Linked DNA regions of Homo sapiens: region 1 is linked to region 2. Evidence: read pairs that join two places in POLR2A ChIA-PET (ENCODE). Cell type or tissue: HepG2. All regions are shown on one strand. Each heading gives the region's core, and the rest is flanking DNA. Links, peaks and the distances in the headings are about the cores only.

Region 1 (4,343 bases), core at 1-4,000, 200 kb after region 2:
GGTGGATCACTTCAGATCAGGAGTTCGAGACCAGCCTGGCCAACATGCAAAACCCTGTCTCTACTAAAAGTACAAAAATTAGCCAGGCATGGTGGCGCGTGCCTGTAATCCCAGCTACTCGGGAGGCTGAGGCAGGAGAATCGTTTAAGCCTGGGAGGTGGAGGTTGCAGTGAGCTGAGATCGCACCACTGCACTCCATCCTGGGCGACAGCCAGACTCTGTCTCAAAAAAAAAAAAAAAAAAAGAGGCCAGATGAAGAGCTCGAACCACGAGCTTCTACATGTTAACCAGGGTAAAGAGCAACCGCTGACAGGAAGGGGCCCAGCAGTCAACCCCCGGGAAGGCCAGGATGTGGCCTTGTTTCGGCAAGGCCGCCCTATCACCACGGAGATGGGCAGGCAGGAGACATCCCCAGTCAGTCGGGCCCAGGTGGGGATCAGGAGGTTTCAGGAAAACACAAGCTATGCAGTGGGGCAGGTGAGGCTTGGCCTGCCCAGCCTGTCCTGAGTGTCATGGGAACAGCTCTGGAAGTGACTCCTCTGTCCTCTGGAATCTGGATCAGATGGGGCCTTCTCCAGACATCTGTGCTCAGCAGATGCGACAGACGGCCCCTCGAGTGTAGCCCAGGATCCAGCACCGGCCCAAGCAGGTGGGAGCTGTAAGTTGATCCAAGCTCTCCAGTCCCTGTGCTGGGCTGGGGGATGCACGATGAACGAGGCTGGGATCCTGGTGTCAGGGAGTACCAGCCACAGAGGGCGCCATGTGCATGGAGGAGGTGGCAAGGAAGAGGTGACTGGGAAGGGGAGAAGCAGAGAGGCCAGGAGGAGGGCGGGGCCTGTGCTGGGGGGTGGAGGAACTCATGCCCGGGAAGGGCATGGGGAGAGTGAAGTGGGAGTGGAGTGGGAGGCAGGCTTGGAGGAGTCGGTGCCTTGGGATGTGGGACAGTGAGGAACAAGGCACAAACAACCAGTCAGTGCTCTGGGGAATCAAGAAGTTGGGATGGGCAGCGGGGGTCCAGGGTGGAGATGGGCTGGAGGGGGAGGAGGGCACCAACCAGGGAAGGCCCCTCAGGGGCTTGATCCTGTAGTTCTGGGCCTCGCAGAGCCAGCCACACGTCCGAGCTCCTAGGTGATTTTAAGAACTAGCTCTTGCTGGGCCGCACCCAGGCAGAGCTGCCCGTTCAGTGGCTGGGCTGGCCCAGCACCTCCCAGGTGATCCTGTTGTGCCAGGTCAATGGTCTGGAGAGTTATCAGCCACAAGAGGCACCGTCAGGTTTGCCCTTTTGAGGCCCACATGGCCGCTGGTGTGAGACGCGGATGTGCACGGTGAGGCAGTGAGGGGCTGCAGGGTGAGGAGCCCCCAGCCATGTGCGGTTCAGGGTCCCCGCAGCACTCGCCCAAGGACACTGGGAGCTGGCGGAGGCCTGGGCAGGAGCAGGAAACTGAAGGAGGAGGAGGGGCCTCACTCATCACCTGATGAGATCTCCACACTTTGCAGAAGGGGAAACCGAGGCTCACAGCGAGGAACTTGGTCAACAAGCCCAGGCCCCTCCACCCTGCCCGCGTTTCCTGCACTGCACTGGATCAAACCGGTTTGATCCTTGATAATGCCTCCGACAAATATTTGATGAGGGAGGAGGCTGAGAGAGGTGAGGAAATCAGTTTCTCAGGGACAGGCTGGACACAGGGGTCATGCACCGGGTAGCTGTGAGGGCAGGGGTGGCGTCTCACCTCAGGGACACAGCTCCTGGGGAGGGCGGCAGAGACCCTGACAGTCTCGCCTCGCAGGCGTCTTTCTCCAGGCTAGAAACCAATGACTCATCTCTCAGGCTCTCTAGCAAACAGCGGGGCCCACACACCACAGTTGTGGTCGAATGTTTCCCTGAGGGCTACGGAGCCTGGTCTTGCCGAATACAAAGAGGAGGCTCTCAGCCGTCTGCTTTCTTCCTGCAGGAATCCTGGGCGTGATCTCCCTCGGCTACGTGCAGCCACGTGGAGACGCTGTGGGGATTCTTGTTGCTGGTGACTGAGTATTCCCAACCGGTAGTATTTGTTTTTTAGGGGCTGTGGAACAAATCACCACAAACTGGAGGGCCGAAAACACCAGCAATGGGCTCCCTCTTGGTTCTGGAGCCGAGAAGGCAGAAATGAAGGCGTCATCAGGGTTGCTCCTTCTGGGGCCTCAGAGCAGGACTCTGTTCCCTGCCCGTCCCCAGCTCCGGTGGTTGGCGGCCTTCCTCCGCCTGTGGCCCTGCACTCCAATCGCTGCCTCTGTTGTCACTTGGCCCCCCATGTGCCTCTGTGTCTCAGAAGGACACAAGTCATATTGAATTAAGGACCCTCCCTACCCCAGCATGACCCCGTTTTAACTTAGAACTTTCACAATGATCTGATTTGCAAAGAAGGCTGGATTCTGAGGTCCTGGGAAGGACATGAATTTTGGGGGATGCTGTTCACCTCAGTACACCGGTGCAGAGTTCGGTGACACCGCCAAGTTGCTTGACGGTGAGCAGCCTGGCATTGTAGAAAGGCAGAGGTTGACTTTAGTTTGGTCCCTGGCTTTGTCCTTTATTTGTTCTGTGACACCTTGGACAAGTTTTGTGACCCGAGTGTCAGTTTCCTAGGAACCAGTGACAATGATCAGAGATAGGGGGACTCAAGGGTAAGTAAAGTGCAGGATGAACTGCAGCGGAGCGTGTGAGGTGCCTGGCAGGTGTCGGCCACCCAGTGGCGCTCGAAGCACCTGCTGCTCCCTCCTTCCTCGCTCCCAGCTGCCTTCTCTGCTGGGAGCTCTTTGGAGAGGAGCTGTGTGACTGGTTCATCCTGTCCCTCGAGGAGCTACCAGTTCAGTCAAGGACATTGAGAAGCAGCGGATGGTGACAGTGCAGTGTGACAGTGGTGTGCTGTGGGAGCCCCATGGAGCGGCTACCCAGGCAGGAACGTCAGGGAGGCTTCCTGGAGGAGGTGGTGCTTCAGATGAGACTTGAAGGAGCAGAAGGTGTTTGCTAGACAAAGGGGCTTGCTTGGATGAATGGTCTTCAGAGCGTGGTCCCAGTAAGGAAGGAGACCACTACTACTCTTGCTGCCCTCCTCCCCCGACCTTGCCTAGTTTACAAGACAGGAGGAAAGAGAGAAAGCAAAAAGTTAGAAAAAAAAAAAAAAAAAACAGAAGTAAGATAAATAGCCAGAAGACCTTGGCACCACCACCTGGCCCTGGTAGTTAAAAAAAGTAATAATAATAATATCGACCCCTGACTTAAACTACTTGTATTATCTGTAAATTCCAGACATTGTAGGAAAAAGCATTGCAAAATTTTCTGTTCTGTTAGCTGATTCATGTAGCCCCCAGTCACGTTCCCCATGCTTGTTCGATTTATCATGACCCTTTCACGTGGGCCCCTTAGAGGTGTAAGCCCTTAAAAGGGCCAAGAATTTCTTTTTCCGGGAGCTCGGCTCTTAAGACGCAAGTCTGCTGATGCTCCCGGCTGAATAAACCTCTTCCTTCTTTAATCCAGTGTCTGAGGAGTTTTGTCTGTGGCTCCTCCTGCTACACCAGAACAGCAGGGCCGGCATCCCCTGAGCTAGAACAACCCTGAGGCAGGGCATCCACTGCAGGGAAGGCTGGGAGAGGGGCCAGAGAAACCTGTCAGGGGATTCTGATGTGTGCTCCGGTCTCAGGACATTCTCACAGGGGCGACAGGGACTGGAGCTGGGACAGAGTGTGGCACATCTGGAGAGATTGCAGCAGGGGCAGAAGCTGTGGGATAGGGAAGCAGCTCCATGTGGCGGGAGTCAGGGGGATGTGGATGGTGGGGGACAGAGAGCGGGATGAGGAATTTAGATATTTCCTAAAGCTGGAAGTCTGTGATTCTGCACCCCTGTGAGCTGCTGTAGAGTGGCTTTGGTGATGGACATGAAATATTAAACGCTGGCAAAGTGCCTGAACAGAAAGAAAAAGCCCACCTTCTCAAAGGAGATGCAGCAGGTTGCATAGTGTCTTCCAACCACCTTTTTTGGGCCAGGGTTCCATGTTCCACAGCCCCCCAGATCTGCGGGTCCCCACTACTCCTGCCTTCTCACTCAAGGCCTTCCTCAAGGCCACACCATCATCTCTGTTGAGTTGATTTCTTTTGTGAGTCAAGACTTCCAGGTGACAGAGTACCAGAAAACCCCTGACAATCTGGGGAGACTGGGTCCAAGTCCAGGACTGCCTGTGGTGGAGAGCACTCTGCTTTGAAGCATAGGGGACTCAGAGCACCTTCCTGCATGTGCTGACCCAGGCCTGGCAGATGCCCATCTAACATGCTAATGTCCTTCAGGCCAATGCAGTGGCTCGTGCCTGTA
Region 2 (4,383 bases), core at 121-4,120:
ACGATTCTCCTGCCACAGCCTCCCGAGTAGCTGGGATTACAGGCGCCCGCCACCATGCCCAGCTAATTTTATTGTATTTTTAGTAGAGATGGGGTTTCACCATGTTGGCCAGGCTGGTCTCAAACTCCTGACCTCAGATGATCTGCCAGTCTTGGCTTCCCAAAGTGCTGAGATTACAGGCATGTGCCACTGCGCCTGGCCTTTCTTTTCTTTTTCCTTTCTTTATCTTTTTTTTTCTTTTTTTTAAGAGTCTTGCTCTGTTGCCCAGGCTGGAGTGCAATGGTACAATCTCGGCTCAGTGCAACCTCTGCCTTCTAGGTGCAAGTGATTCGCCTGCCTCGCCTCCCGCATAGCTGGGACTACAGGCGTACGCCACGCCAAGCTAATTTTTGTATTTTTAGTGGAGATGGGATTTCACCATGTTGGCCAGGCTGGTCTCGTACTCCTGACCTTAAGTAATCCGCCTGCCCCGGCGTCCCAAAGTGGTGGGATTACAGGCGTGAGCCACCACACCCAGCCAATTCTTTTTTTAATGAGACGATCTGGTATTGCTAACTGAGGTTGGGGCTCAATCAGAAATGGATGGCGGGCATTTATTTTCAAATTTGACAGGCAAGGAGGAAGTCATCCATAAAGGTGCTAAGCTGCACCCCAACGGATACAGGATGGCGCAGGGAAGTGAGACTCTGGTGGCAAGAGGAGGCCCGTGCAGATCCGTGGAGCCCTCAGCTGCTTCTCCGCAGGAGCTCAGGGGCTGGTGGGAGGCCCAAGCTCTGAAACGGTGGGAGAGGTGCCTCTACCACACCTGCCCAGCTGGTAAGTTAAGTTCAGCAAGGTGTCCGGCAACCCTGGGAGGGGCGTGGATGCTGAGTTTACACTCCCTCTGAAGCGGGAGGCCTTTTATTGGGAAGCACTGATGGAGAACCCTCCCCGGTCCATCTGCCTCTGGGAGAGGGGTTGCCTTGCGTGCTCAGCACCCCGCAGCCTGGGGATTGCTGTGGGATCCTGGAGAACTCACCAGGGGTTCCCAGGCAGTGGGTACCAGCAACGTCCCTGTCTCCTCCTCCCTCCCCTAGACGGCCACCAGGCTGTGAGGGGTGAGAATGAGATCCAAGCATCTGCTGCAACTTTTCCTGCTGATTCTACCTGGGGTCTCTAGAATTATGCCCCATTGCTGGCCAGAAAACCTATTTCCATCTCTAACATTTTAAAAATCTTTTTTCTTTTTTTTTTTAAGACAAGGTCTTGCTCTGTCACCCAGACTGGAGTCCAGTGGTGCAATCATAGCTCACTGAAGCCTTGAACTCCTGGGCTCAAGCGATCTTCCTGCCTCAGCCTTCTGAGCCACCATGTCTGCCTAATGTTTTCTTTTGTAGAGATAGGAGTCTCACTATGTTGCCCAGGCTGGTCTCGAATTCCTAGCCTCAAGAGATCTTCCAGCCTTAGACTTCGAAAGCCATTTAAAAAAATATTTTCAAACAAGTTTTATTATGGAAAATGTCAAATACATACATAGTAGAGAGAACAGTATAATGAACCCCTGAGGCCTACCCTAACAGTGATCAATATTCTGCTCTTCTCACCTCCTCCCCATATTCTTCCTATTGTAAATTTCCCTGGATTCCTTTAGAGTATATCTCAGATACGTCAGTTCACATGAAGATACTTCAGCTTCTTCTGTACATGTCTCTAGAAGAAAGACTTTTTTGGAAGTGTAGTCATAATACTGCCAGCATATCTAATAACACTGACAATTCCTCAGTATCTCCCGCTAGCCCAGTGTTTCTCTAACAGTGTCTTTTTACAGTTTGTTAAATCTGGGTCCAAAGGCCACATACCGCACGTGGTTTATGTTAGGGTTGCACAGTGGTGAGACCTGGTTTTTTTTTCAGTGTATTGCAACGATGACTTTGCTAATTCCTCGTGTACAGTTACAAAGGGCCTTCCCTTCCATGAATGAGTAACCAAACTCACTGCCACGCTGGAGCTGGGGTGGGTGATCTCCATTTTCTCCAGACAAGGACACTCAGGGCAGAGGAGGGCAGTGGCCTGCACAGGACCCCAGCTCAGCCATCCCTGCACCAGGCCAAACCCATGCCCAGTCAGCAGCCCAGTGCTCCATTCACATTTGTACAGTGAGCTCATCCAACTGTGAGAAGGAAGAAAATACCATGGTGATCTTCTTTGAAAAGCTACAGAATTTCTAGCAGATTCTCTGCTATGCATCAGTGGATTTTTTTTCCCAGACCTGTTCAACAGGCAGTATTTTTTTTTTATCATGATTTGTTTTTTTGTTTTTATTTATTTAGAGACAGGGTCTCACTCTGTCCCCCAGGCTGGGGTGCAGAGTCTGTCACGGCTCACTGCAGCCTTGACTTTCTGGGCTCAGGTGATCCTCGTACCTCAGCCTCCCAAGTAGCTGGGACTACAGGCATGTGCCACCGTGCTCAGCTAAATTTTTTTGTATTTTTTGTAGAGATGGGATTTTGCCATGTTGCCCAGGCTGCTCTCCAACTTGCGGGCTCAAGCGATCTTCCTGCCTCAGCCTCCCAAAGTGCTGGGATTACAGGTGTGAGCCGTGGTACCCAGAATGCACCAGCAGATTCTGAAATCCCTCACCTCGGAGACCACTGCTTGCCCAGGACACAAATGGTGCCCCTGCTTACAACGTTTTTGTGCCCCCTGCTGCCTCCAGGGTGAAATCCAGATGCCGCCAGGAAGCATTCAAGGTGCCCCAGCCATCCCTCTATTCTCGTTTCTTCCCACATCGCCATACCCATCCCAGCCAAACCCAGCTGTGACACTGAAGTTCACATTCTGATAGACCATACTTCTGGTATGGCTTGAGCAGCTGATTTTAGGGGGCACCGAGGAAGAAACTGGCACCTGTGGAGCACCCATGTGTGCCAGGCCCCTCAGTCCCGGGTGCTAAAACTCCAGTTTTACAGAGGAGAAAAGGGTGGCTTGCAGAGGGCGAATGACCTGCCGAAGGCCACACAGTGGGAACCAGGATTAATTTCGAGCCAGGCACTCTGGCGCCACACACTGGGTTCTTCCTGCTCCCTCCTCCCACAGGGCTGGGAGTGGGGCTTGACCCTGGAAAAGGGGAGGGGGTGCATTTCTGTCAGCCAGGGCTCCTCCCGCCACGCCCTGTTCAGCTTCACAGTCCCTGGGAGGCTGTGTCCCCTAGAGGTTTCCGCTGCTTTCTTTGATCTGCAGCCACTTGCCGGAGAGCTGGACGCTGCCAAGAAGGAAACCACACACTGTCAGTGGCGCATCTGCAGAGTCATGGGGTGGAAACGGACCCTTCTGTGTCTCCTCCAGATGAAACGCGTCACTTATTCTGCAGGAAGGGCTGCACCCTGAGTGTATAAACCCTGACTGTGCCTCCCTCCTTGCCCACCCTGCCCCACGCTGCTGGTCAGGACAGAGCCGGGAGCGGCCTGCTGACTTCATGAGGCTCCTGGGGGGCCACCAGGCTGGGGAATTTGGGGGCAAGATAATGACACATCTTCTCATGCAGAGAGTGGGGCTTCAGCCCAAATCCCTCAAACTCCTGAAAAGTGGAGAAAGAGGGTGCAGCAGGCAGGCTGGGGAGGCCCTCTGGAGTTTATCTAGGAGAGGTTAAAGAGGAAGTTGTGATGCTATCATTGCCAGAGAACTAGAGCTGAGGGAGGGTGACTGATTCAGAAAAATAAAATGTATTACCAGCATCAGGGTTAGGGCCTAGTACGTAGTAGGTCCTTGATATATGTTATTGAATAAAAGTTTCCAAACCCTGTATGTAACAGCTTGGGGCCTAACCCTGGAGAGGGGCTACGGTGACTACCTCATTCTTCTAAATACTTTCAAACTGGGCCATGGAACTCCTTGCTGCCTAGTCAACAAGCTGAAAGTAAACCTTAGTAACACAACCCTTGGACTATGATAGAGTTTGGACATTTTGTTCCTGCCCAAATCTCTTGTTGAATTGTAATCCCCAATCTTGCAGGTGGGGCCTGATGGGAGGCGTTTGGGTCATGGAGGTGGATCCCTCGTGGCTTGGTGCCATCTCTGCAATAGTGAGTTCTAGTGCCAGCCGGTTGTTGAAAAGTGTGTGGCACATCCCCTGCCCCCACTTCCTCCTGCTCCGGCCACGTAAGACATGCCTGCTTTAGGCTGGGCACGGTGGCTCATGCCTGTAATCCTAGCACTTTGGGAGGCCGAGGCAGGCGGGTCACCTGAGGTCGGGAGTTTGAGACCAGCCTGACCAATATGGAGAAACCCCATCTCTACTAAAAATACAAAAATTAGCCAGGCGTGGTGGCACATGCCTGCAATTCCGGCTACTCAGGAGGCTGAGGCAGAAGAATCGCTTGAACCCAGGAGGCGGAGGTTGCGGTG

What was found. ChIA-PET counts read pairs that join two places held together with the same protein. Peaks named below come from ENCODE experiments on the same cell type or tissue, not always from the same donor. Only the 100,000 strongest peaks of a DNase experiment are listed, where the experiment ranks them.
Region 1: POLR2A ChIA-PET joins it to region 2 with 6 read pairs; 10 of 35 experiments call an interaction of 5 or more read pairs at or near these places.

What each region holds. Positions count from the first base shown.
Region 1 is chr4:6,686,614-6,690,956 of GRCh38, reverse strand. It overlaps LINC02481 (long intergenic non-protein coding RNA 2481), which reads left to right and starts at 438. Exons shown (of 3, transcript NR_147207.1): 1 at 438-658; 2 at 1,498-1,648; 3 at 2,061-3,509. RefSeq lists enhancers at 1,420-2,167, 1,169-2,368. In HepG2, for the core only: CTCF peaks have their summits at 759, 2,001 and 2,697; DNase peaks (open chromatin) are centred at 296, 796, 1,796, 2,666 and 1 weaker place; H3K4me3 peaks cover 2,129 bases.
Region 2 is chr4:6,891,276-6,895,658 of GRCh38, reverse strand. No RefSeq gene overlaps it. Among named protein-coding and RNA genes, the nearest start is that of TBC1D14, 16 kb to the left of the region's middle. RefSeq lists an enhancer at 2,485-3,041. In HepG2, for the core only: a CTCF peak has its summit at 3,044; DNase peaks (open chromatin) are centred at 1,898, 2,671 and 3,098; H3K4me3 peaks cover 1,641 bases.